2 separate regions of the Homo sapiens genome follow, and region 1 is linked to region 2. A link is a loop called in an ENCODE intact Hi-C map of the cell type or tissue named here. Cell type or tissue: Caco-2. All regions are shown on one strand. Links, peaks and the distances in the headings refer to the core of each region. The heading gives the core; the rest is flanking DNA.

Region 1 (16,494 bases), core at 5,523-13,522, 320 kb after region 2:
GTTACTGACTTTAACACACCTTCCTGTGTTCAGAACCCCTAAATAACCATCTTCCTTCAGTTAAATAAAAATTTCTTGACACCAGAGGAATTATAGCTTTGGATTAGAATGCATTGATGAGTATAACTCTAAATCAGATTTTTGTGAAGCGTTTCTACTCTGTGAAGAGAATAATTAATTGATTTTCAGCTTGCAATTAAGAAAAGGAACATTATATAGTCTTGATGCTGATTATATCCTGTCAAGAGCAGTCATTTTCATGATGGGCACATATAGAACATTGTGACCTCTAAAGAGAGTAGTAACTGCTCCAGTGTTTAATTGGTATACGTACATTTGATATAGCCACATTCTTAAATTTGCAGTTCTTTTGCGTTGTTCCTTGTCATGCTAGAGGACTGACAGGTTTTTGTTATTTTAGGGGCATGTTCTTTTTTGTAAAGTCGTATGATGTTTACATAATCCCTATTCTGCCACAATCTAAAGCTTTTATTATTCTTCCTTGTTTTAAAGTGAAAGCAAGTTTATCAAGAAAGTAAAGGAATAAAGGAATGACTACTCCATAGGCAGAGCAGCCTAAAGCTTTCATTATTCTTTACAGTTTTGTCTCATTGAATTGAATGACAGATATGCTGTGTATTCAGTTTGGTATTTTGTTTCTTTTTTTTTTATTTTTGTTTTTTTGTTTCCAAGATGGTTCTCAGTTTTTAAATGTAAATAAAATCCAAGAATTCCTTTTTTTTGAGGTCTTTCTCTACATTAGTGGGAAATATGTAAAAGCCTTTGTCCCATATGGATTCATGTTCCTTCAAAGAAGGGGCAGTGAAGCTCAATAATTTAGTTTTCTGTTTAGTTAGGAAGCCTCTTGATTTTACAGACAGGTGGACTAAATTTGGGTCATGTTAGCATTGATGGAGTTCTATTTGGGAATGAACAAAGGAATGAAACTAAAAAAGGGTGGAGAAAACCTGATGAGAAAATGTTTCTTATGTAAATAGAGAATAGACCAGGAACTAACTGATAGGTGGGAAGTAGGCAGTATAGAGTGTACTGATAGAGGCATATCCATAGAGTTCTTGAATGAATTATCCCTTTTAATTGTCTTCATTTTAGTGGTAAGATTAATCAGATTAATAATGAACAGGAACAAAGGACATACAAATATTAGCTGTGAATAAAAAGAAAAAAAACTGAAGGCAAAATGTAGAAATGTTATTCCATTTGAGGTGGCATTAAAAACCTTAATAAAACATTTGTATACGTGTTGTATTAAAGTAATATTCATTTAGTATTCTTGTAAATGTTACTTTAATTAAAAAATTATAAAGTGTCCATTTACATATCCTTGGTAAATGTTCTTACTATTCCTGTTCTGTTTGATTGATTCTAGCTTGCCATAACACATTTTTGAAACGTGTTGAGAATAAATTATTTATATTTTTGTATATACACTTTTTTAGGTAAAAGTTTATTTTTAAGTTATTTTTTAAAATTTTTGTGGTTACATAGTAGATGTATGTATTTATGGGGTACATGAGATATTTTTATATAGGCATGCAATGTGAAATAACCACATCATGGAGAGTGGGGTATCCCTCCACTCAAGCATTTATTCTTTGAGTTATAAACAATTTAATTACACTCTAAGTTATTTTAAAAAGTACAGTTAAGTTCTTATTGACTCTAGTCACCCTATTGTACTATCAAATAGTAGGTCTTATTCATTCCCTCTATTTTTTTTGTACCCATTAACCATCCCCACCTTCCCTCCAGCCCTTCACTATTCTTCCAAACCTCTGGTAACCATCCTTCTACTTTCTGTGTTTATTAGTTCAATTGTTTTGATTTTAAGATCCCACAAATAAGTGAGAACATGTGATGTGTGTCTTCCTGTGCCTGGATTATTTCACTTCGCATAATGATCTCCAGTTCCATGCATGTTGTTGCAAATGACTGGGTCTCACTCTTTTTTATGGCTAATAGTACTCCGTTGTGTGTATGTACCACATTTTCTTTTTTTTAATGTTTATTTTAGGTTCAGGAATACCTGTGAAGGTTTGTAACCTAGGTAAACTCATGTGACTGGGATTTGTTATACAGATTATTTCGTCACCCAGGAATTAAGCCCAGTACCCAATAATAATCTTTTCTGCTTCTCTTTCTCCTCCCACCTCCCCACTCAAGTATATCCCAATGTCTGTTGTTTACTTTTTTGTGTTCATAAGTTCTCATCATTTAGCTCCTACTTATAAGTGAGAATATGTGGTATTTGGTTTTCTGTTCTTGCATTGGTTTGCTGAGGATAATAGCCTCCAGCCTCCCACAAAAGACACAATCTCATCGTTTTTTATGGCTGCATAATATTCCGTGGTGTATATGTATCACTTTTTTTTAATCCATTTCTGTCATCGATGGGCATGTATGTTGATTCTATGTCTTTGCTATTGTGAATAGCGCTGCAATGAACAGACACGTGCATGTGTCTTTATAATAAAACAGATTATATTCCGTTGGTTATATACCCAGTACTGGGATTGCTGGGTCAAATGGTAGTTCTGCTTTTCGCTCTTTGAGGAATCACCAAACTGTTTTACACAATGGTTGAACTAATTTACACTCTGCCCAACAGTGTATAAGTGTTCCCTTTTCTCCGCAACCTCACCAGCATGTTATTTATTTATTTATTTTTTGCTTTCTAGTAATAGCCATTCTGACTGGTGTGAGATGGTATCTCATTGTGGTTTTGATTTGGTTTCTCTAATGATCAGTGATATTGAGCTTTTTTCATATGCTTGTTGGCCACATGTCTGTCTTCTTTTGAAAAGTGTCTGTTCAGGTCCTTTGCTCAGTTTTTAATGGAGTGGTTTGTTTTTTTCTTGTAAATTTGCTTAAGTTCCTTATAGATATTTGATATTACCTTTATCAAATGCATAGTTTGTGAATATTTTCTCCCATTCTGTAGGTTGTCTGTTTATGCTGTTGATAGTTTCTTTTGCTGTGCAGAAGCTCTTAAATTTAATTAGATTCCACTTGTCAATTTTTGCTTTTGTTGCGATTGCCTTTGGTGTCTTTGTCATGAAATCTTTGCCCGTTCCTATGTCCAGGATGGTATTGACTAGGTTGTCTTCCAGGATTTTAATAGTTTTGGGTTTTCCATTTAAGTCTTTAATCCATCCTGAGTTGAGTTTAGTATATGGTGTAAGGAGGGGGTCCAGCTTCAGTCTTCTGCATATGTCTAGCCAGTTATCCCAGCACCATTTATTGAATAGGGAGTCTTTTGCTCATTGCTTGTCCTTGTTAGGTTTGTCAAAGATCAGGTGGTTGTAGGTGTGAGGCCTTATTTTTGGGTTCTGTATTCTGTTCCATTGGTCTGTGTGTCTGTTCTTGTACCAGTACCATGCTGTTTTGGTTACTGTAGTCCTGTAGTATAGTATGAAGTTGGGTAATGTGATGCCTCCGGCTTTGTTCTTTTTACTTAGGAATGCCTTGGCTATTTGGGCTCCTTTTTGGTTCTATATAAATTTTAAAATAGTTTTTTTTTCTAGTTTTGTGAAGAACGTCATTGGTAGTTTGATAGGAATAGCATTGAATCTGTAAATTGCTTTGGGCATTGTGGCCATTTTAATGATATTGATTATTTTGACCCATAAGCATGGGATGTTTTTCCATTTGTATCTTTTCTGATTTTTTTTGAGCAGTGTTTTCTAATTCTCATTGTAGAGACCTTTCACCTCCCTGGTTCACTGTATTCGTAGGTATTTTATTCTTTTTGGGGCAATTGTGTACCACATTTTCTTTATCCATTCATCCATTGATGGAACTTACGTTGCTTCCAAATCTTAGCTATCGTAAACAGTGCTGTAATGAACAAGGGAGTGCAGGTATCTCTTCGATATACTGATTTCCTTTCTTTTGTGTATATACTCTGCAGTGGTATTGCGGGATCATACGGTAGCTCAAATTTTAGATTTTTGAGGACCCTCCAAATTGTTCTCCATAGTTATTGTACTAATTTACATTTCCGCCAACAATGTACGAAGGTCCCCTTTTCTCTACATCCTCACCAGTATTTATTATTGCCTGTCCTTTGGATATAAGCGATTTAAATTGGGGTGAGAGGGTATCTCATTGTAATTTCGATTTGCATTTCTCTGATGACAAATGATGTTGGGCACCTTTTCATATGCCTGTTTGCCATTGGTATGTCTTCCTTTGAGAAATGTCTTCTCAAATCTTTTTCTTATTTTTTTGATTGGATTATTAGATTTTTTTCATATATAGTTGTTTGAGCTCCTTATATATTCTGATTATTAATACCTTGTCACATGGGTAGTTTGCAAATATTTTCTTCTATTTTGTGGGTTGTCTCTTCACTTTGTTAAATGTATCCTTTGCTGTGCAGAAGCTTTTTAACTGGATGCAATCCCATTTGTCTATTTTTGCTTTGGTTGCCTATACTTGTGGGGTATTGCTCAAGAAATCTTTGCCCAGACCAATATCCTGGAGATCTTTCCCAAAGTTTTCTTGTAGCAGTTTCACAGTTCAAAGTCTTAGGTTTAAGTCTTTAATCCATTTTGATTTGATTTTTGCATATGGTGAGACATAGGAATCTAGTTTCATTCCTCTGTATATACATTTCCACCTTTCCCAGCACTCTTTATTGAAGAGATCGTCTTTTCCCCAGGGTATATTTTTGGCACCTTTGTTGAAAATGAGTTTACTGTAGGTTTGTGGATTTGTTTCTGGGTTCTCTATTCTGTTCCATTGGTGTATATGTCTGTTTTTATGCCAGTAACATGCTGTTTTGGTTCCTTATAGCTCTATAGTATAATTTGAAGTAAGGTAATAAAACTCTTCTAGTTTTGCTTTTTTGGTTAGAATAGATTTGGTTATTCTGGGTCTTTTGTGGTTCCATATAAGTTTTAGAATTTTTTCTTTTTCAGATTGTTCACTGTTGGCATATAGAAATGCTACTGATATTTGTACGTTGATTTTGTATTCTGTAACTTTACTTAATTTGTTTATCAGTTCTAACAACTTTCTTGTGGAGTCTTTATGTTTTTCCAAATATAAGATCATATCATCTGCAAACAAGGATAATTTGACTTCTCCCTTTTTAATTTGGCTGCCCTTTATATTTTTCTCTTGTCTGATTGCTCTAGCTAGGCCTTCCAGTACTATGTTGAATAACAGTGATGACAGTGGGCATCATTGTCGTGTTCCAGATCTTAAAAGAAAAGCTTTCAGTTTTTCCCCATTTAGTATGATACTAGCTGTGGGTCTGTCATATATGGCTTTTATTTTGTTGAGATATATTCCTTCTATCCCCAGTTTTTTGAGGCTTTTTACCATGAAGGGATGTTGGACTCACCAAATACTCTTCTAGCATTATTTGAAATGATTACATAGTTTTTATTCTTTATTCTGTTGACATGATGTGTCAAAACGATTGATTTGTATATGCTGAACCAGCCTTGCATCCCAGCGATAAATCCCATTTGGTCATGTTGATCTTTCTAATGTATTCCTGAATTTGTTTTGATAGTATTTTGCTGAGGATTTTTGCATCAAATTCATAGGAGATATTGGATTGTAGTTTTCATTTTTTGATGTGTTTTTGTCTGGTTTTGGTATCAGGTTAATACTGGCCTCATAAATTCAGTTTGGAAGTATTCCCTCCTCTTCTATTTTTCGGAATAGTTTGAGTAGTATTGGGTTTCGTTCTTTTTAAAATGTTTGGTAGAATTTATCAGTGAAGGCTTCACGTCCCAAGCTTTTCTTCACTGGGGGAATTTTTATTACTGCTTCAATATCATTACTTGTTATTGAACTGTTCAGGTTTTGGATTTCTTTCTGTTTCAATCTTGGTATGTATGTATCTAGGAATTTGTTCATTTCTTTTAGATTTTCCAATTTATTGCCATATAGTTGCTCATAGTAGCCATGAATGATCCTTTGAATTTCTGCAGTATCCATTGTAATGTCTCCTTTTTTCATTGCTAATTGTATTTATTGGGATTTTCTCTCTTTTTTTCTTAATTAGTCTGGCTAAAGGTTTGTCAGTTTTGTTTAACAAATCAATTTTTTTGTTTTATAGATCTTTTGTTTTCTAAAATTTCAATTTTATTTCTTTCCCAATTTTCATTATTTATTTTCCTCTACTAATTTTGAGTTTGATTTGCTCTTGCTTTTTAAATTCTTTTAGGTGTAATGTTAGATAGTTTATTTGAAGTTTTTCTTCTTTTTTGATGTACGCACTTACAGCTATAAACTTGCCTCTTATTATTGCTTTTGCTGAATCCCATAGTTTTGGTATTTTGTGGTTCTATTATTTGTTTCAGTACAATTTTAGTTTGCTTCTTAATTTCTTTATTGACCCACTGGTCGTTCAGGAGTATATTGCTTAATTTCCATGTATTTGTATAGTTTCCAAAATTCTTCTTGATATTAATTTCTAGTTTTATTCCATTGTAGTCAGAGAAGATGTTTGATATTATTTCAAGTTTTTTGAATGTTTTAAGACATGTTTTGTGATTTAACATATGGTCTGTCCTTGAGAATGATCCATGTGCTGAGGAAAATAATGTGTATCCCGCAGCTCTTGGATGAAATATTCTACAATTGTCTATTAGATCCATTTGGTCTAAAGTGCAGATTAAGTCTGATGTTTCATTTTGGATTTTCTGTCTGGAAGATCTGTGCAATGTTGAAAGTAAGGTGTTGAAATCTTATTATTCAATTTGGGTTTATCTCTCTGTTTAGCTCTAATCATATTTTCTTTATATGGCTGGATGCTCCATTATTGGGTGCACAGTTATTTACAATTGTTTTATCCTCTTGCTGAATTGACCCCTTTATCATTATATAGTGACCTTCCTTGTCTCTTTTTATAGATTTTGTCTTGAGATTTATTTTGTCTGATATAAATATAGTGACTCCCTTGCTTCTTTGGTTTCCATTGACATGGAATATTTTTTCCTATCCCTTTAGCTTCAGTCTTTGTGTGTATTTATAGGTGAAGTGTGTTTCTTGTGGGCAACGGATCAATGGGTCTTGTTTTTTCATCCATTCAAACACTCTATGTGTTTTGATCAGAGAGTTTAGTCTATTTACATTCAGTGTTCTTGATAAGGACTTCTGCCATTTTGTTATTTGTTTTCTTGTCTTTTTTTTCCTTCCTTTCTTCGTCTAGTAAGGTGACTTTCTCGGTGATATAATTCAGTTTTTTGCTTTTTATTTTTTGTGTCTCTTTTGCATGTCTTTTGGTTTGAGTTTACCATGAGCTTTGCAAATACTATCTTATAACCCATTATTTTAAGCTGAAAAAACTACACTTTGCATTAAAAAAAGACAACTAATAAAAACCCTATGCCGTAACTTTGTCCCCTTGCTTTTTAACCTTTTGTTTTTTCTATTTATATTTTATTGTACTGACTATGTCTTGAAATGTTGTGTTATTGTTTTTCATTGGTTCGTTGTTTAGTCTTTTCACTTAGGATAATAGTAGTTTACACACCACATTTACAGTGTTACAATATTCTGTGTTTTTTTGTGTGCTTATTATTACCAGTGCATTTTGTACCTTCCAAACCCTTACTTATTGTTCTTTAATGTCCTTTTCTTTCTGATTGAAGTATTCCCTTTAGCATTGCTTATAAGATAGGTCTGATGTTGATAAAATCCCTCAGCTTTTGTTTGTCTGGGAAAGTCTTTAATTCTCCTTTGTGTTTGAAGGATATTTTTACTGGATATACTATTCTATGGTAAAAGCATTTTTCCTTCAGCCCTTTAAATATGTTCTGCCACTTTCTCCCGGCCTGTAAGGTTTCCACTGAATAGTCTGTTGCCTGACATATTGCAGCTCCATTTTATGTCATTTTTTCCTCTTACTGCTTTTAGGATCCTTTCTTTTTCCTTTGGGAGTTTGATTATTAAATGCATTGAGATAGTCTTCTTTGTGTTACATTGGCTTGGTGTTCTATAACATTCTTGTACTTGTATATTGATATCTTTCTCTAGGTTTGAGACATTCTCCATTATCTTTTTGAATAAACTTTCTACACTTATCTCTACCCCTGTCTTCTCTTTAAGGCCAGTAGCTCTTAGACTTGCCCTTTTAATGCTGTTTTCTAGATCCAGTAGGTATGCTTCATTGTTTCGTATTCTCTTTTTTTGTCTCCTCTGTGTATTTTCAAATAGCCTGTCTTCAAGCTCACTGTCTTTCTTCTGCTTGATCGATTGCATTTTCAACTCAAAAATTTGTGCTTGATTATTTTCAATTGTTTTAATTTCTTTGTTAAATGTATCTGATAGAATTCTGAATTCCTTCTTTGCATTATCTTGAATTTCTTTGGGTTTCCTCAACACGGCTATTTTGAATTCTCTATGTTAATGGTCACATACCTGTTTCTCCACAATTGGTCCATGGTGCCTTATTTAGTTCATTTGGTGAAGTCATGTTTTCCTGGATGATGTTGATGCTAATAGATGTTCTTTGATGTGTGGGTGTTGAAGAGTTAGGTATTTGTTGTAGTCTTCACTGGGCTTATTTGTCCATCCCAAGAAGGATGGCTTTCCAGGCACTTGAAAAGACTTGGGTGTTGTGATCTAAGCTGTGTCTGCTTCAAGGGCACCCCAAGTCTAGTACTGCTGTGGTTCTTGCAGACTCGTAGAGGTACTGCCTTGATGGTCTTCGACAAGATCTGGGAGAATTTTCTGGATTACCAGGCACAGACTCTTGTTCTTTTCTCTTACTTTTTCCCAAACAAAAAGCATCTCTCTCTCTCTGTCTGTTCTGAGCCACCTAAAGCTGGGGGTGGAGTGACACAAGCACCCCTGTTGCCACTACCGCTATGACTGCACTGGGTCAGATCTGAAGTCATCACAGCACTGGTTCTTACCCAATTTCGGCTGTAACAACTCCCTGGCTACTGTCTCTGTTCGCTTAAGGCCCTAGGGTTCTACATTCAACGGGTGACAAAGCCAGCATGACTTGTGTTCTTCCCTTCAGGACGGCAAGGTCCTCTTGGCCTAGTGTGGGCCCAGAGGTGCTGTCAGGGATTCAGGTACTACAGTCAAAACCCTTAGAAGTCTACCTGGTGTTCTATTGTATTGTGGCTGAGCTGGCCCTCAAATCACAAGACTTAGTCTTTCCCATTCTTTTTGCCCCTTTGCCAATGCAAAGGAGGCTCACTCCATAGCTGCTGCCACCCTAGGCCACAAGGAGGACTGCCAGACTACTGTTGATGTTCTCTTAAGTCCCAAGGACTCTTTAGTCAGCTTGTCGTTGTTAACCCAAAATATCTGAGACAGGTCTCAGTCAATTTAGAAAGTTTATTTTGCCAAGGCTAAGCATGCGCCTGTGACACAGCTTCAGGAGGTCCTGATGACATGTGCCCAAGGTGATAAGGGCAGAGCTTGGTTTTCTACATTTTAGGGAGACGTGAGACCTCAATCAATATATTTAAGAGGTACATTGGTTCAGTCCAGAAAGGCAGGACAACTTGAAGTAGGGAGGGGACTTCCAGATCATAGCTAGGTAAGAGACAAAGGGTTGCATTCTTTTGAATTTCTGATCAGCCTGTTCAAAGGAGGCAATCAGATATGCATCTATCTAAGTGAGCAGAGAGATGACTTTGAATAGAATGGGAGGCTGGTTGGCCCTATGCAGCTCCCAGCTTGACTTTTCCTTTTAGTTTAATGATTTTGGGGCCCCAAGATTTATTTTCTTTTCACATGGTGAATGGTTCCCTATCCTGCTGTAGCTGAGCTGGTATTCTAAATGCAAGACAAAGTCCTTTCCACTCTTCCCTCTCCTCTCCTCAAGTGGAAGGAAAGGGGTGTCTCTCAGAACCAGGAGCCATGCAGCCTGGGGTTATGGGAGGGGTGATGCCAGCACTCCTTTGGCTGTCCCAGTTGGTCTCTCAGTGTGTCATGCCCATGCCTTCCCCCGCAACCACCCCCAGTCCATGTCTCTGGGCCTAGTTCAGCAGTAGGACTTGCCTAAGTGTTGCAGTCTTTATGGCCTAGATTGCCTTTCAAGGTTACTTAGAGACTGAGAGCACTTTGGCCCTCAGTGGTGAGGTTTGCTGATGGCTCAAGTTTGGACAGCTGGGATTGGGGATTCCCCTCTTACTAGGGCTGGTTTAAATGCGCCCTCTATGGGCAGCTGTAAGACGAGTTTGGTCTGGGATTTGTCTGCTCTAACATGACAGCACTGAGTTCAGTGCCTCACAATTGCTGTGTTCTCCCTCTCCCAGCACCCAGAGATGCTCTCTGACCCACATGCTGCTGTTGCTGCTGGGGGATTGGGGAAGGGTAGCATTAGCAATTCAGGACTTTTTTCTATCTCTTCGGTGTCTCTTTCAGTGATATGAAGTTAAAATTAGATACTATGAGTGCTCACTTGATGTTTGGTTCTTATGAAGGTTTTTTTTCTGTGTAGATAGTTGTTAACTTGCATAGCTTTCTATTCGGCTACCTTGCTTTGCCTTGAGAATGAGGTTTTTTTAAAAGGATTAAAATTTGCCTTTGGGTACACGTGTGAAGTTCTTATTGTATTCAGTACTAACTAAGTTCGCATTTCAGGGAGTAATTTGAACAACTGCATTCGAGGTTATTTAATGAACATTACAATTTGAATTCAAGAACACCAGCATGCCATTTTTGTTACTTTTGTAATTAAGTAAAGTTTAAGTATTTACTACAACCCTTTTGTCTAAAACTATATCTGAAAGTTTAAATTACTATCAAGGTTTATAGTTTATATAGTGCTTTCACATATACTGGCTCATTAAATCTGATCCTTAGAAGTGTCTGTTTTTATAATTTTGTGGTGAAATTTCTAAATTTTTATAAATAAATGGCTGATTACAACAAGGCATGTTTGGAGATCACTTAATCTCATTTAGACTTTTTTTTACTCAATGTTAAATCAGCATCATCCATTGTGATAATGAAGCCGATAATGCTTCTAGGAAGTAATAGTATCTCATGGTCTGCAGCAGTTCTCAGGCTGCAAGGTGTATTCACACACTATCTGAGGTTATTCTCACAACAATCCTATGAGGCAGGTCACCCCATCTGAAATGTAAGTGAGAAAATGGAAATGTAGGCAAGTAAAATGAATTACCTGAGGCCTCACAGTCTATTACAGGCAGAGCCAATTCTTGAATCTAAGTCTTCTGTTGTGCCTCCTCTGGTACATTATCCTCTCTATGCTGTCTCTTGAATGATGGGCTTGAGCAAACAAATTTAATTAGGTGGTGGATTGTTCTATATAGTAAGGGAATTATGGAAAATCTAGTGGTGGGAATTAGGGATAAACAAAGTAGAAGAAGAGAGAAGCACTACACAGGAATTTCACTGTAATTTCTTTAAGGTGCATGTCCTGATAGGAAATACTGCCTTTTAATGATAGTGTCTTCAGAAATACACTAACAAAGATCCCTTGAATGGAGACTCAATTCCACATGCATTTACAGAAAGGTTTTGGGAATCAACAAAAACTTAATAGTTTGAAAGAAAAAGTAAAAGGACTTATAATTCAAGAAAGTGTTTAGAGACAACAGCATAATATTGAAGCATAAAATTTAAGTATAAAACTGGGATCCAGTTACTAGGAAAATATGAATTGTCCCTTGTGTCCAAAATACTATGCTAGGATCTGTGGATGCTTTCAGAAAGATTTTAATCTTATTGTAGAGAAAACATATACACATATAAAAAAGATTATCATTCATTCATTTACTCATCAAATAGTTATCGGGTGTACTCTGTGTCAGGCACTCTTCTAGGTGCTTGGGATACATCTATTAAAAAGAAACAGGCAAAGACCTCTTCCGTTGAAAAAGAGATTATATTCTAGTGTATGGTATTGTGGATGTGGGAAGACAATAAACAATATGCATACCAAAGTAGGAAATTATATTACATGTTAGAAGTGGTAAGTGCTATGGAAAAATAGAGCAAGTAGAGCAAAGTAAGGGTATGGGAGGATTGGAGTCAGTTACAGTTTTAAATAGGATGGGCATTGTAGGCTTCATTAAGTATGTGAGATTTGTTCACAGTCTTGAAAGGGAGAGGAGTTAGGCAAGTAGAATCTGGGGAAAGTGTCTCAAACTGAGAGAACAGTTGGACCAGAAGCCAGGAGCATACCTGGAAGGTTTGAGGAATGTTAAGAAGCCTTCAAGAGTGAATGAGGGGAGAGTGTTCATAATGGAGTAGGAAAGAGATCATAATGGTAATATTGGGGAGTTGGCCACATGGATCCTTTTAGGCCATTTTGAAGACTTTGGTTTTTTCCTGAATGAAATGGATTATTGCAGTGTTTTAAGCAGGAGTATAAGAGGATCTGACTTAGATTTTGAAAGGATTGCTCTGGCTAGGTTGAGAATAGGCTCATATAAGGCAAAGGTAGAAGCAGGATGCTATTGCAGTGAACAATGAGAGAGATGGCAATGGCTTAGACCATAGTGGTAGAGTAGAGGTGATAACAATTGGTCAGAGTCTGGATAGGTTTTGAAGGTAGAACCAACAGCACTTCATGATGAATTAGATGCTGGGTGTGAGAGAAAGAAAAGAGTCACGAACAACTCCAGGAATTTGGCATATACAACTGGGAGGCTGAAGTTTCCTTCATTTAGTTGGGGGGGAAGGTGGAGGTAGAGTAGGTCAGGTGGCAGAGTTCAAGAGTACAGTTGTTTTTTTTTTTTTTTTTTTTTGAGACAGGGTCTTGCTCTGTCATCCAGGCTGGAGTGCAGTGGCATGATCATCGCTAACTGTAGCCTTGAATTCCCGAGCTCAAGCGATCATACTGCCTCAGCCTCCTGAGTAGCTGGGACTACAGGCAAACATCACCATGGCCAGGTAATTTAAATAATTTATTTTTTAGAGACCTGAGTCTCACTATGTTGCCCAGGCTGTTCTTGAACTTCTGGCCTCAAGCGATCCTCCTGCCTTCACCTCCCAAAGTGGTGGGATCACAGGTGTTAGCCACCATGCCCAGCCTATTTTTAAAAATCTCCCTATGTAGATTGTAATATTCTTGATCTCAGATACTATGGTTGATGATCTTTGTATTCTCCATAGGACAGAGCCTTTTGCCCATAGTTGATGGTCAGCAAACATTTGTAGAATAAATATTGAACTAAGAAACTTCTGTGATGAGGTGTGAAGATAAATGTAGTCTTTATGGGATCAGTATGCAAACTATTAGACATAAATTATAAGCATGTTTGAAAAGCTTTCTTCAATTCTTTTCTTTTTCTTTTTAGAGACAGGTTCTTGCTGTGTTGCCCAGGCTGGAGTGCAGTGGCATGATCCATCATAGTTCCTTGCAGCCTTGAACTCCTGGGCTCAAGTTATACTCCTGCCTCAGCCCCCTGAGCAGCTAGGACTACAGGTACATGCCACCATCCCCAGTTAATTATTTTTAATTTTTTTGTGTAGAGAAAGAGGTCTTGCTATTTTGCCCAAGCTGATCTTGAACTCCTGGGCTCAAGTGATTCTCCCACCTCAGCCTCCAAAAGCACTGGGATTACAGGTGTAAACCACCATGCCCAGTGTCTTTTACCTCTTTAAGTAGAGATGTAGAGTAGGCATTAGATATACAAGTTCAGTGCTTGGGATAGATGTCTGGACAGGAGATATATGCTTAGGAGAGGAATGACTGTAAATAGAAAAGAGTAGAGTTTCAAGGACTGAGTCCTGGGTCACACTGGCCTAAAGAGATCAGAGAGAAGAGGAGGAATCAGCAAAGAGCCTGACAAAGAACATCCAGTGAGATAAGAGGAAAAGTAAGAGAGAATTATGTTCTGAAAGCTAATCAAAAACAACATATCCACAATGAGGGAATAATCAGCTGTGTCAAATGCTGTTAATAAGTCACATGAGAATTGGCAATTGGATGTGGCAATGAAAGTCAATGGTAATCTCTATGAGAAAAGTTTTGATAGAGAAGTGGGAATGAAAAGTTTGAGTGGCATGTGTTTAAGAAAGAATAAGAGGAGAGGAAGTGGAGTATCAACAACTCTTTCCAGGGATTTGCTGCAAAGATAGCAAATAACTTAGGGTTGGCAGGAAGTAGTGTGAAAACAGTGGATGTGAGGGGAGGGGGTCATGAGGTTATTTTTTTATCATGGTGGAAGACATAACAGCATATGCTATTAGGAATAATCAAGTAAAAATGAAATTAATGTTGTGTGACAGAAGAGTATTGCTGAAGTGATATTCCTGAATAGGAAAGAGTGGATGGGATCCGATGTACAAGTAGAAGTATCTTCCTTTAGACAGAAGCAAGATTAGTGCATCTACATTAACAGGTGGGAAGGCAGAGTATATAGATGGAGATTCTAGTTGATACAGTATTGGGTCGCTGTGGAAGTCCTCTTCTAATTGTTTCAATTTTCTCAATGAAGTGGGCAACAAGGTCATCATTTCAAAGTGAGGATTGGAAAGGAGGTATTGCTGTGAAATAGCTATCTGGGTAAGTATTAGAGTAAATTATTAAAAAAACTTTAGTATGATTGCCAGGCAACATTAAGTGCCCATTAAGGTCGTGGTCATAAATTCAAAATGGTCAATGTGATTGTGTGTTTTAATTTCACCACGTAAAGCTGTGTCAGTACTGGTGCAAAGTAGGCAAATAATAGTATTTAATTAGAATTGTGGTTTTGCTAAGCAGTATGAGTATAACAAAGCAAGAGGGGCAGAAGAATTGAGGGTTTATGCAAAAGGTGATGTAGTGAATGAGAATACATTTTAAATCATTTAGGTAGAAAGAAGATATCAAGGAGGTGAGAGGCAGTGATGGTATTTTCAATGAACTGGAATTCCAAGAAGGGGCCAAAGGATTGTTGGAGTACTAGAAGGAATGAATAAAAGAGATATTGGTGGTCAGAGAGTAGGATGCACCAAATTAAGAATATGGAAGAGTTGCAGTTATTGGTAATTAAAAAGGTTAGGATATGGGCTTGAGTGACTGAAGCGCAGAGGACAAGACCCTTGGAGGAGAGGAGGTCAAGAAACTGAAAGGCTAGAGTGTTGGTAATATCCTCCACGTGTGCATTGTTTATTGAAGTTGCTAAGGATTAAGAGAGGGTCAATGTATCTAAAATTTTGTACTATATATAATAATACTATCAGATTTTACGTTGTTAAACAATGATTCTTAATTTCTAAAATTTAAAAATTAAAGTTGTTGGAATTAAGAACTCTGAGAACTTGACTGAAGGTATTGTTTTCAAACTAATCCACATTCACCATGATATGAAGGTTTGAATATTTATGCTAATAATCTCTGATTTGTCATGGGCATGCTGTGCTTCAGTGAAGCTGTCTGAAGAATATTGTGAAAATAACATTTTCCAAATAATTGAATATATTTGCTTTACATCATTTAGTGTTAACATTATTTTCCAATGGAAGACTGTAATTTATTATAAACTGATTTCATACTGGCAATGTTATTGGTGTGTTTGTTGATCTTATTAGTACGTCATATATTCAGGAAGAGTAAATTAAGTTCTCACTCTTGTTTTAGCACATTACTATTTTAAAGTTTTTGGTTTTAATTTTCGTGGCTACATATTAGGTGTGTAATGGGGTACATGAGGCATTTTGATACAGGCGTACAATGGATAATAATCACATCAGAGTAAATGGGGTATCCATCACCTCAAGCATATGTCCTTTCTTTGTGTTACAAATAATCCGATTATACTTTCTTAGTTAATCTGAAATGTACAATAAATTATTGTTGACTGTAGTCACCCTGTGGCAGCACATAACTATCTTATAAAGAGTACTACAAATCTGTTAGATACAGTGAAGAACTTAGAAATAGTCATGATCCTTTACTCATAGATGCTTCATAATGCATTCAAAGTGGCAGAAACCAAATCAGTATATATTTTTGACACCTGCTGTTTTCTGAGTCATTCATTATTAACCTCACATGGAAGCTACTTAAACAGCTCTTGCTGTAGTCACCACTTCTCACAGCTAGTCTTTGACTACTCTTGGGATTTCTGTGACCTTAGAGGTTTGGTGATGAAGAAATAGTTAAGCTTTAAATCAGGTTCTCATGTGAAATCATTGCAGAGCAAAGTTGAGAAGTTGGCTATCTCAATCTTGACTCCTTGCTGATTACCTAGGAAACAAATTTTCTCTGGTGGGGCTTGTCCAGTCATTCACCTGGCATCTTAATAGAGTATTTGGAAAGGAGGTTTTGGTCAGCATTTGCAGACTCCCATTAGATCCTATCACTGATTCTGAGTGAATTTTAATTTCTGCAGCTGGAGAATAGTGAGGGAAGCCATATGTAGTAACATCTGCTATTAAGACTCTTGTTTAGGGAGAAAGAAGGCAGTTTTATTGTTAAAATTTTAGTTTTGTGGGATTGATTTAAGAAATCTTGTTTCCCTTCTTTATCTAGCATTGAAAAGCGATATATGTATGCACTAAACACGGGGTTATCTCAATCAGGATAGGTTG
Region 2 (16,494 bases), core at 5,209-13,208:
AAAGATTTATAATCTAAATGAGAAATTCAACACAGATAACTATCATAAAAAAGAATCAAACAGAAGTCTTGGAGCTGAGGAATTCAATGGGTGAAATGAAATAAAACATATAACTGAGTTTCAACAATAGACTAGATCAAGCAAAAGAAGGAATTTTTAAACTTGAAGGCAGGTCTTTTGAAATAACCCAATCAGGCAAAAAAGAGGAAAAATAATTTTAAAAAAGAATAAAGAAAGCCTATGTGGCATATGGAACAACATAAAGCAACCAAATATTGAAATACTATGCAGCCATAAAAAATGATGAGTTCATGTCCTTTGTAGGGACATGGATGAAATTGGAAATCATCATTCTCAGTAAACTATCGCAACAACAAAAACCAAACACCGCATATTCTCACTCATAGGTGGGAATTGAACAATGAGAACACATGGACACAGGAAGGGGAACATCACACTCTGGGGACTGTTGTGGGGTGGGGGGAGGGGGGAGGGATAGCATTGGGAGATATACCTAATGCTAGATGACGAGTTAGTGGGTGCAGCGCACCAGCATGGCACATGTATACATATGTAACTAACCTGCACATTGTGCACATGTACCCTAAAACTTAAAGTATAATAATAATAATAATAATAATAAAGAAAAAAAAAAGAAATTGTGGGTGTTCCAGAAGAAGACATGGGCAAAGGCACAAAAATCTATTTAATGAAATAATAGCTGAAAACTTTGAAGTCTTGCAAGAGATACAGACATCTAGTCACAGGAAGCTCAAAGATCCCCAAAGAGATTCAACCTAGAATGGTCTTTTCCAAGGCATATTATAGCCAAACTGTCAAAAGTCAAAGACAGAGAGAATTCTAAAAACAGTAAGAGAAAAGTGTCAAGTCACATATGAGTGAATCTCCATCAGTGTAAGAATGGATTTCTCAACAGAAACCTTATAGGAAAGGAGAGGATGGGATGAGGTACTCAAAAGTGCTGAAAAGAAAAAAAAAAGAGGCCAGTCAAGGGTAATATAACAAGCAAAGTTCGTCTTCATAAATGGAGATATAAACTCTTTCCTCCACAGGCAAAAACTGAGGGAATTCATCAACACTAGACCAGCCATCCAAGAAATACTTAAGGGAGTCCTACATCTGGAAGCAAAAGGACAATACCTATTATCACAAAAACACACACAAAAGTATAAAGGAGATACACAAATGAGAAAGAGAAACAACTCAAATATTACCATTACAGAAAACCACAAAGCCATAATGATAAATGGATGGAAGGAAGGAAGAAACGAAGGAAGGAAGGAAGGAAGGAAGGAAGGAAGGAAGGAAGGAAGGAAGGAGGGAAGGAAGGAAGGACTCAGACACCACTTATGCTGATTACAGCCAAAGAAATCACACAGAGACTACACAAAAGCATGCACCCAGAATCAAAGCAAAAGTGCCTTACCCAACCAACACTATAGATACATCCATAAGAAACAGTATTTACCTACAAAATCCAATCCATAAAATAAAAGAGGTGACTGTTACATGAGACATGCAGATATCAACATAAGGACAGTTGATATCCTTTGATGAATTTCTCATTGAGATTATAAATCTTTTTTTTCTGATTTCTTTGCATTATTTGTGTTATTTTGCATATTATTGAGCTTCTGTAATATCATTATTTTACATTCTTTTCAGGAATTTTATGGATTTTTCATTGGAATCTATTGCTAGAAAATTATTAAGTTCTTTGGAGCTGTCACAGTTCCTTGCTTTTTCATGTTTCTTATAGGTTGTACAAAACAATCAGAAAATAATTAGCAAAATGACAGAAATAAGTCCTCACCTATCAATAATAACCATGAATGTAAACAAATTAAATTCCCCTAAAAGATATAGACATGTTAAAATGGATTTTTAAAAGTATGACCCAGTTATATGCTACCTACAAGAAACTAAGTTCCCTGTAAAGACATGCATACACTGAAAGTAAAGGGATGGAAAAAGATATTCCATGCAAACAGAAACAAAGGTAAGCAGGAATAGCTATACTTCTATCATATAAAAGAAACTTCAAGTCAAAAATAGTAAATAGAGATAAAGAAGGTCACTATATAATGATAAAGGGATCAATTCATGAAAAGAACATAAGAATTCTAAATATGTTTGCACCAAAACTCAGATAACCCAGATATATATAGCAAACATTTTTAGATATAAAGGGAGAGATTGATGCAAATACAATAATAGTTGGGGACTTCAACACCACACACTCAGGATTGGACAGGTCATCTATAGACAAAATTAACAAGGAAACAATTGTACTTTAGACTAAAATGGACCTAACAAATATTTAAGGAACATTTCATTCAATAACTGCAAGATACACGTTCTTCTCATTAACACATGGAACATTCTCCAAGATAGACCATACATTAGGACACAAAACAAGCCTCAACACATTTTTAAAAATTAAAATCATATCCTGGTCAGGTGCGGTGGCTTATGCCTATAATTCCAGCACTTTGGGAGACGGAGGTGTGATTGCTTGAGGATTGCTTGAAGCCAGGAGTTTGAGAAGAGCCTGGGCAACAAAGCAAGACCCTGTTGCTACACAAAAATTAATAAATAAATCAGTTGTGGCAGCATGCACCTGTAGTCCCAGCTACTTAGGAGGCTGAGGTAGGAAGATTGCTTGAGCCCAGCAGGTTGAGGCTGCAGTGAACCACACTCACACCACTGCTCTCCAGCCTGAGCAACAAAGCAAGACTCCCTTCTCTTTCTCTCTCCCTCAAAAAAAAATATTATGTATCTCCTCAGGCCACGATTACATAAAAGTAGAAATCAATAACAAGAGGAAACACTACAAATACATGGAAATTAAACAACATGTTCTTGAATAACCATTGTGTCAAGGAAGAAATAGAGAAGGAAATCAAAAATGTCTTGAAATAAATGAAAATGGAGGCTAGGTGCAGTGGCTCATGCCTGCAATCCCAGCACTTTGGGAGGCTGAGACAGGAATCTCACTTGAGGCCAGGAGTTTGAGACCATACTAGGCAACATAGTGAGACCTTGTCTCTACAAAAAATATAAAAAATAGACAGGTATGGTGACACATGCCTGTAGTCCTAGCACCTCTGGAGGAAGGAAGGAAGGAAGGAAGGTAGGAAGGAAGGAAGGAAGGAAAGAAGGGAGGGAGGGAGGGAGGGAAAGAAGAAACAATATACAAGCATATCAAAACCTATGGAATACAGCAAAAGCAATGCTAAGAAGGAAGTTTATAGCAATAAACACCATATCAAAAAAGTAGAAAGATTTCAAATAAACAACTTAGCAATGTGTGTCAAGGAACTAGAAAAGCAATAATAAATTAAACCTAAAACTAGCAGATGGAAAAACAAAACAAAGAACAGAGGAGAACTAGGCAAAATTCAGAAGAAAAAAAATACATATATATTTTACATATATACAAATGTATATGTATTACAAAAAATACATATATACTGTGTGTGTGTGTATATATATGTGTATGTATGTATGTGTGTGTATATATATACATATGTGTATATATATATATATATGTGTGTGTGTATATATATATATATATATATATATATGGGACCAACAAGACAAAAAGTTGGTTTTTTGAAAGATAAACAAAATTGCTAAACTGCTAGCTAGACTAACTAAAAAAAGGAGAGAGGACCCAAACAAATAAAATCAGAAATTAAAAATGAGACATTATAACTGATACCACAGAAATACAAAAGCTCATTAGAGACTATTATGAACAACTAACTATATGTTAATAAACTGGAAAACCTCGAGGAAATGAACAAATTCCTGGATACTTACAACCTACCAAGATTGAATGCAGAATAAATAGCAAACCTGAATAGAACAATAATGAATAATGAGATTGAATAAGTAATTAAAAGTCTCGCAATAAAGAAAAGCCCAGGACTGGCTTTACTGCTGAATTCTACCAAAATTACAAAGAAGAACTCACACCATTTATTCTTGAACTATTCCAAAAAACTTAAAAGGTGGGAATTCTTCCTAACTCATTCTACAAGACCAGAAATACCCTATACCAAAACCAGAAAATAATGTAACAAAAAAGAAATTATAGGCCAATATTCCCGATGAAGATGGACACAACATTCTCCACAAAATACTAACAAACTGAATCTAACAGCACATCAAATAGATAATACGCTATGATCAAGTGGGATTTATCCCCAGGATGCAAGGATGTTTCAAGATATGGAAACCAATAAATGTTGATGTAATAATCAACAGAATGAAGAACAAAACAATGTGATTATATACTCCGATGCACAAAAAGCATTTGACAAAATTCAGCATCCCTCCATGGTAAAAACTCACAACAAGCTACACACTGAAGGATCATACCTCAACAGCATAAAGGCCATTTATGACAAAACCACAGCTAACAACATACTGAATGGGGAAAACCTGAAAGCCTTTCCTCTAAAAACGGGAGCAAGACAAGGATACCCACTTTCACCAGTCCTATTCAACATACTACTAGAAGTCCTGGCCAGAGCAATCAGGAAATAGAAAGAAATGAAAGGTATCCAAATAGGAAAAAAAGGAAGTCACACTGTCCCTCTCTGTGGATGACATAATCGTATATATAGCAAAACCTGAAGGTTCCACAAAAAGCTCTTAGGATAGAGAAAGAAACTGAGTAAAATTTCAGATACAGAATAAACATACAAAAACCAACAGCATTTCTACACAACAATAAGAAACTAACTGAAAAAGCAATACCAAAGACAGGCAATAACAAATGCTCAATATCACCAGCAGAACCTGCAGAACAGCAAAGATTGCTATCTGTTCCTTCCTCTGGAAGCTTCGTCCCAGAAAGGCACCCACCAGATGCCAGCTGGAGCTCTCCTGTATATCTGTTGACCGCTGCCAGGAGGTGTCTCCCAGTCAGGAGGCACAGGGGTCAGGGACCCACTTGAGGAGGCAGTCTGTCCCTTAGCAGAGCTCCAGCGCTGTGCTGGGAGATTCACTGCTCTCTTCAGAGCCAGCGGGCAGGAATATTTAAGTCTGCTGAAGCTGTGCGCACAGTTGCCGCTTCCCCCAAGTGCTCTGTCCCAGGGAGATGGGAGTTTTATCTATAAGCCCCTGACTAGCCATACACAAAAAACTGAAACTGGACCCCTTCCTTACATCTTATACAAAAATTAACTCAAGATGGATTAAAGACTTAAATGTAAGACCTAAAACCATAAAAATCCTAAAAGAAAACCTAGGCAATACCATTCAGGACATAGGCATGAACAAATATTTCATGACTAAAACACCAAAAGCAATGGAAACAAAAGCCAAAATTGACAATGGGATCTAATTAAACTAAAGAGCTTCTGCACAGCAAAAGAAACTATCATCAGGGTGAATAGACAACCTAGAGAAAGGGAGAAAAATTTTGCAATCCATCCATCTGACAAAGGGCTTATATCTGGAATCTATAAGGAACTTAAACCAATTTACAAGAAAAAAACAACCCCATCAGAAAGTGGGCGAAGGATATGAACAGACACTTCTCAAAAGAAGACATTTATGTGGCCAACAAACATATGAAAAAAAGCTCATCATCACTGGTCATTAGAGAAATGCAAATCAAAACCACAATGAGATACCATCTCACACCAGTTAGAATGGCGGTCATTAAAAAGTCAGGAAACAATAGATGCTGGAGAGGATGTGGAGAAATAGGAACACTTTTATACTGTTGGTGGGAGTGTAAATTAGTTCAACCATTGTGGAAGACAGTGTGGCAATTCCTCAAGGATCTAGAACCAGAAATACCAATTGATCCAGCCATCCCATTACTGGGTATATACCCAAAGGAATATAAATCATTCTACTATAAAGACACATGCACATGTATGTTTATTGCAGCACTATTCACAATAGCAAAGACTTGCAACCAACTCAAATGCCCATCAATGATAGACTGGATAAAGAAAATATGGCACATATATACCATGGAATACTATGGAATACTATGGAATACTATGCAGCCATAAAAAAGGATGAGTTCATGTTCTTTGCAGGGACATGGATGAAGCTGGAAACCATCACTCTCAGCAAACTGACACAGGAACAGAAAACCCAACATCGCATGTTCTCACTCATAAGTGGCAGTTGAACAATGAGAACGCATGGACACAGGGAGGGGAACATCACACACTGGGGCCTGTCATGGGGAAGCTAAGGGAGGGATAGCATTAAGAAAAATACCTAATGTAGATGACGGGTTGATGGGTGCAGCAAACCACCATGACACATGTATACCTATGTAACAAACCTGCATGTTCTGCACATGTATCCCAGAACTTAAAGTATAATAAAACAAAACACACAAACAAACAAACAAATGATGGCAAGGAGGTGGAGTAAAGGAAACACTCGTATACTGTTGGTGGGAATGTAAATTAGTACAACCACGATGGAGAACAATTTGGAGGTTCCTCAAAACAATAAAAATAGAGCTACCATATGATCCAGCAATCCCATTGCTGGGTATATATCCAAAAACATGGTAATCAGTATATTGAAGAGATATCTGTACTCCCATGTTTATTTTAGCATTATTCACAATAGCCATGATATGGAATCAACCTAAGTGTCCATCAGCAGATAAATGGATAAAGAAAATGTGGTACACAATGGAATATTATTCAGCCATAAAAATAATGAAATCCTGTCATTTGCAGCAACATGGATGGAACTGAAGGTCATTATGTTAACTGAAATTAGCCAGGCACAGAAAGACAAATGTCATATGTTCTCACTTATTTATGAAATCTAAAAATGTAAACAATTGAACTCATGGACATAGAGAGTAGAAAGATGGTTACCAGAGGCTGGGAAGAGTAATGGGGGTGTGGGAAGGAGGTGGGGACAAAAAATAGAATGAATAAGACCTAGTATTTGATAGCACAACAGGGTGACTAGAGTCAATAATAATTTATTTTTATTTTTTAAAAAAATTTGGACATATGAGTTTAATTACCTGCTAGGTCATCAGATGGAAATATGTAGTAGTAAATGGATGGAAAAAAGGTTTATAAACTTAGGAGAGAGGCGGGCATTTTTAGACCACTTGAAATTTAGACATTCACCAGATTGGACAATTTTGGGCATTTAAAATAAATCATTTTGCCACAAAAAACACAAAGCAATGTATTAAAACTGGTTTAGAGAATTGCCCAAATGATTTTTTCAACATGATTTGAATTTTTTTCATATTACATTAAATGTCAAATTTTCTTCGGCAAATCTATCCAAATACTACATTTTCATTCTACAACTTAATTTATATTAATATAGTAGAGTGTCCTAAATTGATGTTCATCAGGATACCTTCCTCTAAGCCCTAATGGTTTCTATCTTCCATTTAAAATGTACAAGTATCTTTTAATTAAGTTGTCATTCTCAAAGATATTCTGGAGAAATGATTAGGAATTAAACACCTATAAATTCTTCTTCACTTCTGTTACAGTGTAGCAATTTATTATCTAATCCATAGTGGTCTATCAATTGAGTAGGTTTACTTTCTTGTTCTCTGCAGACATAGCTGACTACAACTCATAAAGCAACGGCTGGCTACAGCTTCTCTACTTCTTTATTAACAACTGTAACTGAGACGATCAACATTCTTTGATCTATATACATTTGGACAAGATTTCGCCTCCAAAAGAAAGTCTTCTTTCTCCTGAACCTGCTTCACCAATTTTGCTTTTTCTTCGTTTAATTCTTGTTTAGGAAGATTCTAATTCACAAACTCATTTTGGAGAGCACTGAATGACACAGAATCAAGTGACTGAGATTCACTCACATTGATATTCTTGAAGGTATTTTTCAAATATGTGATTTCTTCAAATTCACTTGTCTATGTGTTTAAAATTTTCTTGAAATTCCAAACAGTTTTCCTCTGTGGAATACGCTGGTTTCTCTGAAAAGTTCTGATTGTTTTCTTCATTCTCTACTTTAAGACGTTTTATCACATTGTAACAGGAATTAAATGAAGATCTTGTTTTCCTTAATCTTTCTTTAAGTGTTGCACTCATAGGTTGTTTTCATGAACTAGTTGTACGGGGAGATGATGGATTCACAAAGGCCTGTGGAGTACTAGGCAAAACCACAGCTGAGTCTGACTGACTTTCCATCTTGAAAATGAAATCTTGGTTTACCTCTCTGCTCTCCCCAGCATGAGCAGAAAGCACATGCAGTTGCAGCCATAAATCTATCCTGTGCCCAAGGTGGGGCCATGCGAGAGAGCTATAGTCAATAATAATTTAATTGTACATTTAAAAATAACTCAAGGAGTATAATTGGATTGTTTGTAACACAAAGGATAAATGCCTGAGGAGAAGGATACCCCATTCTCTATTATGCAATTATTATGCATTGCATGCCCGTATCAAAACACCTCATATTCCCCATAAATATATACACCTACTATGTACCTACCAAAATTTTGAAAAAAAGCAATCCCATTTGAAATAGCTACAAAAAGGTACCTGGGAATAAACTTAACTAAGGATTTGAAAGCCCTCTCCAAGGAAAACTAAAAAATTCTAATGACACAAAGTGAAGAGGATGCAAACTAATGAAAAGACATCCCAGGCTCACAGATCAGAAGAATTAACATCATTAAAGTAAGAAGACTGCCCAAAGCAGATTGAGTGCAATACTTATCAAAATGCAAATCTAACTGACGCCTGATGATCAGAGGTGACATTCTTTACAGAAATAGAAATAACAATCCTCAAATCCATATGGAAACACAAAAGACCCTCAATAGGCAAAGCAATCCTGAACAAAAGAACAAAGCTGGAGGCATCATACTACCTAACTTCAAAATATACTGTATCAAGCTATAGAAACCAAAACATCATGTCATTGATATAAAAAGACACATAGACTAATGGAAAAGAACAGGAAACCCAGAAATAAAACCACATATTTACAGCCAACTGATTTTTTGACAAAGGTGACAAGAATATACATAGGGAAAAGGATACCTTCCTCAATAAATGGTGCTGGTGTTTTACTGTCCCTTCTGTATGGAGCTTTGGACCTGAACCTTTTATGACACTTCCTAATCAGTATAAATGTAAATTTGCATAGTACACAAATGCATTCACAGACATACACATATAGACATGCATGAATAATAAGAGAGACCATTGATCAGCATGTTTCATGTTGGCCACTTGTGGACAGTGATTTCATCCAAAAAGAACATACGTTTTAAACATCTGAGTAGTTTAAGTTAGAAAAAAATGATGAAAGGAAAACAAGAAAACAGGATAAGTGTCCTCCAAAGAGCAGTAGCTGATGACCATACGTTGTAAACAGCCTGACTTCGACAGTGAGCGATAGGGGACATGTAATAAAGCCTGGTAGAACCCAAGAAATCCAGTGTGTCCACAGGCAGACAGGTGTATAGTATGGACCGATGTTTCTACAATTTAGGGTGAACCTTTCTGTCCCCAGTTAGTTGTGAAAATAGTTTTTAAAAACAGTTTTAGCCTTTTAAGAGTAATTTTCTAGTCCCTTCTGTGCTTTGAAATGTTAAGGATCAATTTTAGGGGCAAGTTCCCTGTTGGGAGATCCTTGTTTTCAGGATTTGAACATGTGAATGACTTGCACCACATACTGCCGGCAGATGGGGCACTTGCTCATGCGCTTGCTACACTTGGTGCAGGTGATCATGTGCCTGCACTCAAGCAGGTAGAGGAATTTTCAGAGGTTCTAATAAATGACATCTCCCAGAAGTGTGTATTTCGTTTAAACATTTTGTGTGCAAGTGTCAGAAATCCAGTGGTGTTTTCTGAACATCAAAGCAGGAGATTTGATTATAAGGATACAGGAGTGTATCACAAACCCTCAGGGCAGGAATGATACTGGACCTCCAGTATCATTAGAATTAGAAAGCTCTCAGAAACCAATTCTAGGTTCACCTGGCAGTTCTGTGTCTCTCATCTCTGTTTTTTCTTTCTTTACAAACAGATTTTCTCTGCTCTACTGTCCACCTAGTGGAAAATATGGCTGCCTATAGCTAAAGAGGTTTCATGGTACGTATCAGCCACCCAGCAAATTTAAAACTCATTATGGATCTCAATTTCAAAGTGGGTCAGGGGCCTGTCCCCACCCTAGGACGAGTCTACTGTGGCCAGAGGAGCAGGGTTATGCAGGTGATGCATGGCAATGAGTCAGGCATTGTCATGTGCTGAGGACACAAGGATGAATGACAGGGTCCCTGCACTCAAGTTGTTCACTGTCTAGAAGACAGAAACAAAATCAGAAAACTTAGAATCCAACGAAGTAAGTACTTTATGAACAGTACTGTGGGTTCCACAGAGGGAAAAGTAATTTTGCCAAAGTATTAGCAGTCGAAGTAACACTACATCTGGATTTTAAAGACAGAATATAAATTTGTTGTAAGAAAAGGGGTGTGGTAGTAGCAGAGAGAGGTTAGAGGTTAGGGCAGGGGTCCCCAACCACTGGGTCACAGACCTGTACCAGTCTGCGGCCTGTTAGAAACTGGGCAGCACAACAGGAGGTGAGTGGCAGGCAAGCAAGCATTAGTGCCTGAGCTCTGCCACCTGTCAGATCAGCAGCTGCATTAGATTCTTATAGGAGCACAAACCCTATTGTGAATTGGCATGCGTGGGATCTAGGTTGTGCGCTCCTTATGAGAATCTGATTCCTAACGATCAGAGGTGAAACAGTTTCATCCTGAAACCATCCCTGTACTGCTTCCCGTCTGTGGAAAAATTCTCTTCCACAAAACTGGTCCTTGGTGCCAAAATGGTTGAGGACCGCTGAGTTAGGGCATTTTAGAAAAATAAATGATATGTGCAATGGGCCAGAGTCTGAGGATAGTGGGAAGTTCATTGTGATTGAAGAATAGAGTGAGAGGTGAGAAGGGAGGTAGAATGACAGGAGATGAAGCAAGAGAGGAATATTTTGTATTTTGGGGAGGTGAACTCACATGTATACTGAAGAGGTCAGATTGTATTTTATAGGCAGCAGTTTTAAAGGACTGACATGATCAGGGCTCTTATGTGTTTTTAATTTTTAGGTGAAACTCTGCCACTGGTAGGACAGGCAGATGTAGTTCATTATGATGAGAAAGAACAGAATCTTACTATTTACTAGTTCATAAACATGTTTTGATGTGTACCAATTCAGAGGAGCAATCCAAGCCTTTCCAACTATGACCTTGGATGTCATTCTATCTCTCGGCACTTCAGTTTCCTCATCAATGTCCTCATCTATAAAATGGAGGATAATTACTTACAAGTTATTATGAGATTAACAGAAGAGAGCCTAGTACATAGTAGGCACTACAAGTGTTACCTGTAATTTTTTTCCTATCCTCTGAGCTATGCTCAGGGTCCCAAGCTCTATCTTGTCACAGCCACATATGGTGCAGGCTGGGGATACCTACTTAACGGCTTCATTCTTACATATCTGTGGTGTGTTCCTATGCTAAATGACCTCCTTCTCATAATGCGTAAGCAGAAGAAGGAACCAATGAGGTGATTTCTACCTCAATAGGTATTGGAGTAGACAGAAGAGCCTGGTGTCAGGATGACTCATTAGAATAGTCTGAAAGAGAATGATAACAGTGGGTCGTGGGAATAAAGAGGAGGTGGCTGTGATCAGGAAGATATTCTGAGATAAAAAATCAGTAAGATTGTGTGCCCAAATGCATGCGGAAATTGAGGAAAAGTGATGAATTGTAATTTACCATGTGTGTAAGCAAGATGAATAGATCTTTTGACTCTACTGGATCAACTACTTTGATTTTTAAAAATCCTAGATTTCAGTTGGCTTATTCACTTGTTCCATTGGTAGCACAAGTTAGACAAAAATAACTGGCATGATCTCCACTCAGCCCTTAAGAAGAGTAGGAAAAGAAAATTAGCCAGGTGTGATGGCGTGTGCCTGTTTTCTCAGCTACTCAGGAGGCTGAGGTGGGAGGATTGCTTGGGGCTAAGATGTCAAGGCTGCAGTGAGCTATGATTGCGCCATTGAACTCCAGCCTCAGGGACACAGTGAGACCCTGTCTCTAAGAAAAATAAAAATAAATTTAAAAACACAATAGATCTACTGCCCCATCACTGACAATTGTTGAAGGCAACAGCTACTAACAGTGAAACTATATTTATTTCTTCCAGCTTTACTAAGATATAACTGACAAACAAAATTGTACCCAAAGGATTATAAATCATTCTACCATAAAAACACAGGCACATGTATGTTTATTGTGGCACTGTTCACAATAGCAAACACTTGGAACCAACCCAAATGCCCATGAATAATAGACTGGATAAAGAAAATGTGGCATGTATACATCATAGAATACTATGCAGCCGTAAAAAAGGATGAGTTTATGTCCTTTGCAGGGACATGGATGAAGCTGGAAACCATCATTCTCAGCAAACTAACACAAGAACAGAAAACCAAACACCACATGTTCTCACTCATAAGTGGGAGTTGAACAATGAGAACACATGGACACAGGGAGGGGAACATCACACAGCGGGGCCTGTCGGGGGGTGGGGGGCTAGGGGAGGGGGAGCATTAGGAGAAATACCTAATGTAGATGACGGGTTGATGGGTGCAGCAAACCACCATGGCACGTGTATACCTATGTAACAAACCTGCACGTTCTGCACATGTATCCCAGAACTTAAAGTATATTAAAAAAATTAAAAAAAAAACACAATAGATCTACTGTGCCATTACTGACAATTGTTGAAGGCAACAGCTAGTAACAGTGAAACTATATTTATATCCTTCCAGTTTTACTGAGATATAACTGACAAATAAAATTACACATATTTATGGTTTAAGCATTTTGATACATGTATATATTTTGAAATGATCTAATGTACAGCGTGGTGACTATAGTTAATAATACTGTACTGTATATTTGAAATTTGCTAAGAAAGTAGAACTTAAGTGTTCTCACCACAAACATACAAACATAAAGGAAACTGAATAAATGAATATACTAATTATCTTGATTGTGGTAATCATTTCACAATGTATACATATATCATTTCACAATAAATTATATTTTTAATATAGGGCAAAGATTGAATTTTTTACTGGATAATTGGAGCATATATTATACAATATATATTTTCGGCTGTTTCTGAAAAAAATATTCAACAGATTCTCATAGAATAGTGTCACAAGTCCAAATGTGAGGCATCAAAAAGGTTTCATGTGTGGAAATTAGTAGCAGACTCCATGCTGCAACGTCTAAAGACTGCCTAGATAGAAACATTTTAGAGGTTAAAAAGCATTAACAATTTTATCATAGATTGGTGATAATAAAGTAGGCAATCTAAGTCGTAAGATTATAAATTCCCTCCACTCCATGGTACTCAATAATGCCATTTTCATTTTTAAATTTTTAACTAAGGGGAAGAGAGAGGGAGAGGGGCTGACTCTGTAAACATGTTTATTCTTCCTGACCTTGCCCTGTGCCAGTGTTGCTCAGCCACACTACCTCTTTCTCTTTCTTCCTCTGGCCTGGGAAGACATCAATCAAAGGTAATAAATTTAAACAGGTGATTTTTAGAGTCCCTGGTTTCAAAACATTATAAAACAAAGTATATAGGACTGAACTGAATCCTATAGGACCTCCTTTTCAGAAATAGTGGAGGGTAGTTATGTTGTAAAGGAAGAAACAATGTACAGGTAGGTTATTATTATTAACCTATATATTATTATTAACCTTTATCTGTCATTTAAAAAATTTACTATGAAAAATTTTAAACACAATAGAAAATACATAATAGAAACAACTCCCCATATATCATGTATTTAATCATTAATATTTTGTTCTACTTATTTCATCTATTTTTAAAATCTGAGATATCTTTTAAAAATTAAAATTTTCTCATTCAACACTATTAATATGAATTCCTTATATCAACTATCATCCAGTAAATGTTCAATTCCCTCTGATTGTCTCAAAACGGTCTGGATTTTGCTTTAAAAAAAAAAAAAGATGTCAGTCTGGGTGCTGTGGCTAATGCCTGTAATCCCAGCACTTTGGGAGGCTGAGGTGGGCGGATCATTTGAGGTCAGGAGTTCCAGACCAGCCTGACCAACATGATAAAACCCCGTTTCTACTAAAAATACAAAAAAATTAGCTGAAAAAAATTAGCTGGGCATGGTGGCCTGCGTCTGTAATCCCAGCTACTTGGGAGGCTGAGGCAGGAGAATCACTTGAACCCGGGAAGCGGAGGTTGCAATGAGCCCAGATCACATTACTGCACTCCAGCCTGGGCAACAGAGCAGGACTCCATCTTAAAAAAAAAAAAAAAAAAAAAAGATGTCATTTGTTCAAAACAAGGTCAGCATGTTGCAGTTGATATCTCTAAAATCTCCTTTAGTCTGTAATAATGCTTCCTCCATTTTTTTTCCTGTGCCAGTTAATTGTTGATAAAATTGGGTCATTTGTCCTGTAGAATTTTACACGTTGTATCTTCATGATGTCACTTAGCATGCTTTCCTGTCCCCCTCATGCCTGTAAGCTGGTAGTTAAAGCTAAAGGCTTGATTAGATTTAGGTTCATTTTATTTTTTTATTTTGGCAAGAATTCTTCCTAGGCAATGCTGTATACTTTCTATTTCAACACACAAGGAAACTTATAATGTCTGCCTTTCTACTTATAATAATTTTAAGATTGATCAGTAGGTTCGAGTGATGCCTTTCAACTACAGGTTTTAGCAGTCATTGATAATCATTGCCTAGGTATATTATTATACTATATTGAGTTTACAAAACAGTGATTTTTCTAATTCTATCATTCCTCATGCATTTATTAATTGTGATTCTTCTACAAGAACTTTCCTTTAACAACTATTTGGATATCCTGAAATACAGTCTTTACAGGACATATATGATAATTGCTTCCTTCTCTTTATTTATTAGTTTCTAGAACAAAGAGTGCCTTAGCAATCTTCATGGCTGGTCAATGAGGTTCGTTTGCTTTTTGGAGTATCATTATTCACTCTTGATGTTCAAATGGCCTTATCTGTGACCAATGGGAGTTCCTTCACATTGGTTCTTATGTTCTTTTGACATAACACCAGTAGCCTTTGCCAATTTTCTAGCTAGAAAATATATTAGAATGAAGTAACTGCATCTTGAGTGTATATTGATTTTTTTTTGGGGGGGGGTATAATTGAAATCCAAACACTGCACATATTTAATCTGTACAATTTGATGAGTTTGAGCATACGCATACACTGATCTGATTCAAACTAAAGAGCACAGGGTTTTTACTTATCTTTGTTTGTATATTATTTTCTTGTTCTAAATGTTAATAATCCCATCAACATTATCTATCACAATAAATATTAGCACTATCATCAAGTCCACTCAATAAAGTTTAAGATTTCTTTGTGTTCTCTACCCATCTCCATATCTTACAATATATACTTAAATACTATGCTTGTATTAGTCCACTTTTGCATTGCTATAAAGAAATGCCTGAGACTGGGCAATTTATAAAGAAAACGGGTTTTATTGTTTCACAGTTCTGCAGGCTGTACAGGAAGCATGATGCTGGAATCTACTTGGCTTCTGGGAAGGCCTCATGAAACTTACAATCATGGTGAAAGCAGAAGCAAAAGAGAACTTTTAAATGACCAGGTCTCGTGAGAATTCACTCTCTATCATGAGGTGAGTGCCAAGAGGACTGTACTAAACTATTCATGAGAAATATGCCCTTATGATCCAATCACTTCCCACCAGGCCCCATCTCCAACATTAGGAATTACAATTCAACATGAGATTCGGGTGGGGACATAGATCCAAACTATACCAATGCTTTAAAGTCACCTAATTCTACATACAGTTATGCCAACAACTCAATACATGGTTATTAATGGCTTCACATTTTACGGATTGCTTTTGGTTTCAAAGCCAAAACTATAAAACAAGGTACAAAGAGGTCTAGCTTCCATTCCTCCACCCTGCCTCCTCCCTTTCACAATAGATGACTATTTAAATATGTGTTTTGGAATGCCCCTACCTTTCTCACACAAAATGAAGATATACATGCACATTTGTGTATATTCTTCTGTCACTTAAAAGTGTATTCTGGTGATCACATAAGCAGTAGTTTCCTAATTCCATCTTACAACTGCATAGTACTCCATTGTAAGAGATGAATCATAGTTTATGTAACTAGTCACCCGTTGATTATTACCTTTCATATCTGAACTGCACTTTATAAAACATCAATGTAACCCAAAGTCTGAAGTCACTATTTTTGGAGGTCCCACATGCCACCTAAGAACTTGGCGTTGGATTACTAAACAGATTCAAATTTTAAATACAACAATACGTGAATACTTGCTAGTTATAAAAAACTGGAAAACTAAAACAATTATGTAGAATTAGAAGTCTTTTCAT

What was found. Hi-C counts contacts between places; a loop is a spot of excess contacts. Peaks named below come from ENCODE experiments on the same cell type or tissue, not always from the same donor. Only the 100,000 strongest peaks of a DNase experiment are listed, where the experiment ranks them.
Region 1: it touches region 2 in a loop (15-fold over the local background); 8 of 110 quality-filtered maps call a loop at or near these places.

The regions. Positions count from the first base shown.
Region 1 is chrX:86,161,419-86,177,912 of GRCh38, forward strand. The region is part of intron 1 of DACH2 (dachshund family transcription factor 2); the gene reads left to right. Among named protein-coding and RNA genes, the nearest start is that of DACH2, 21 kb to the left of the region's middle. In Caco-2, for the core only: a CTCF peak has its summit at 10,113; no DNase peak of the experiment used is centred there.
Region 2 is chrX:85,841,909-85,858,402 of GRCh38, forward strand. It overlaps the pseudogene SFR1P2. Among named protein-coding and RNA genes, the nearest start is that of MIR1321, 14 kb to the left of the region's middle. In Caco-2, for the core only: a CTCF peak has its summit at 9,677 (motif pointing right); a DNase peak (open chromatin) is centred at 9,733.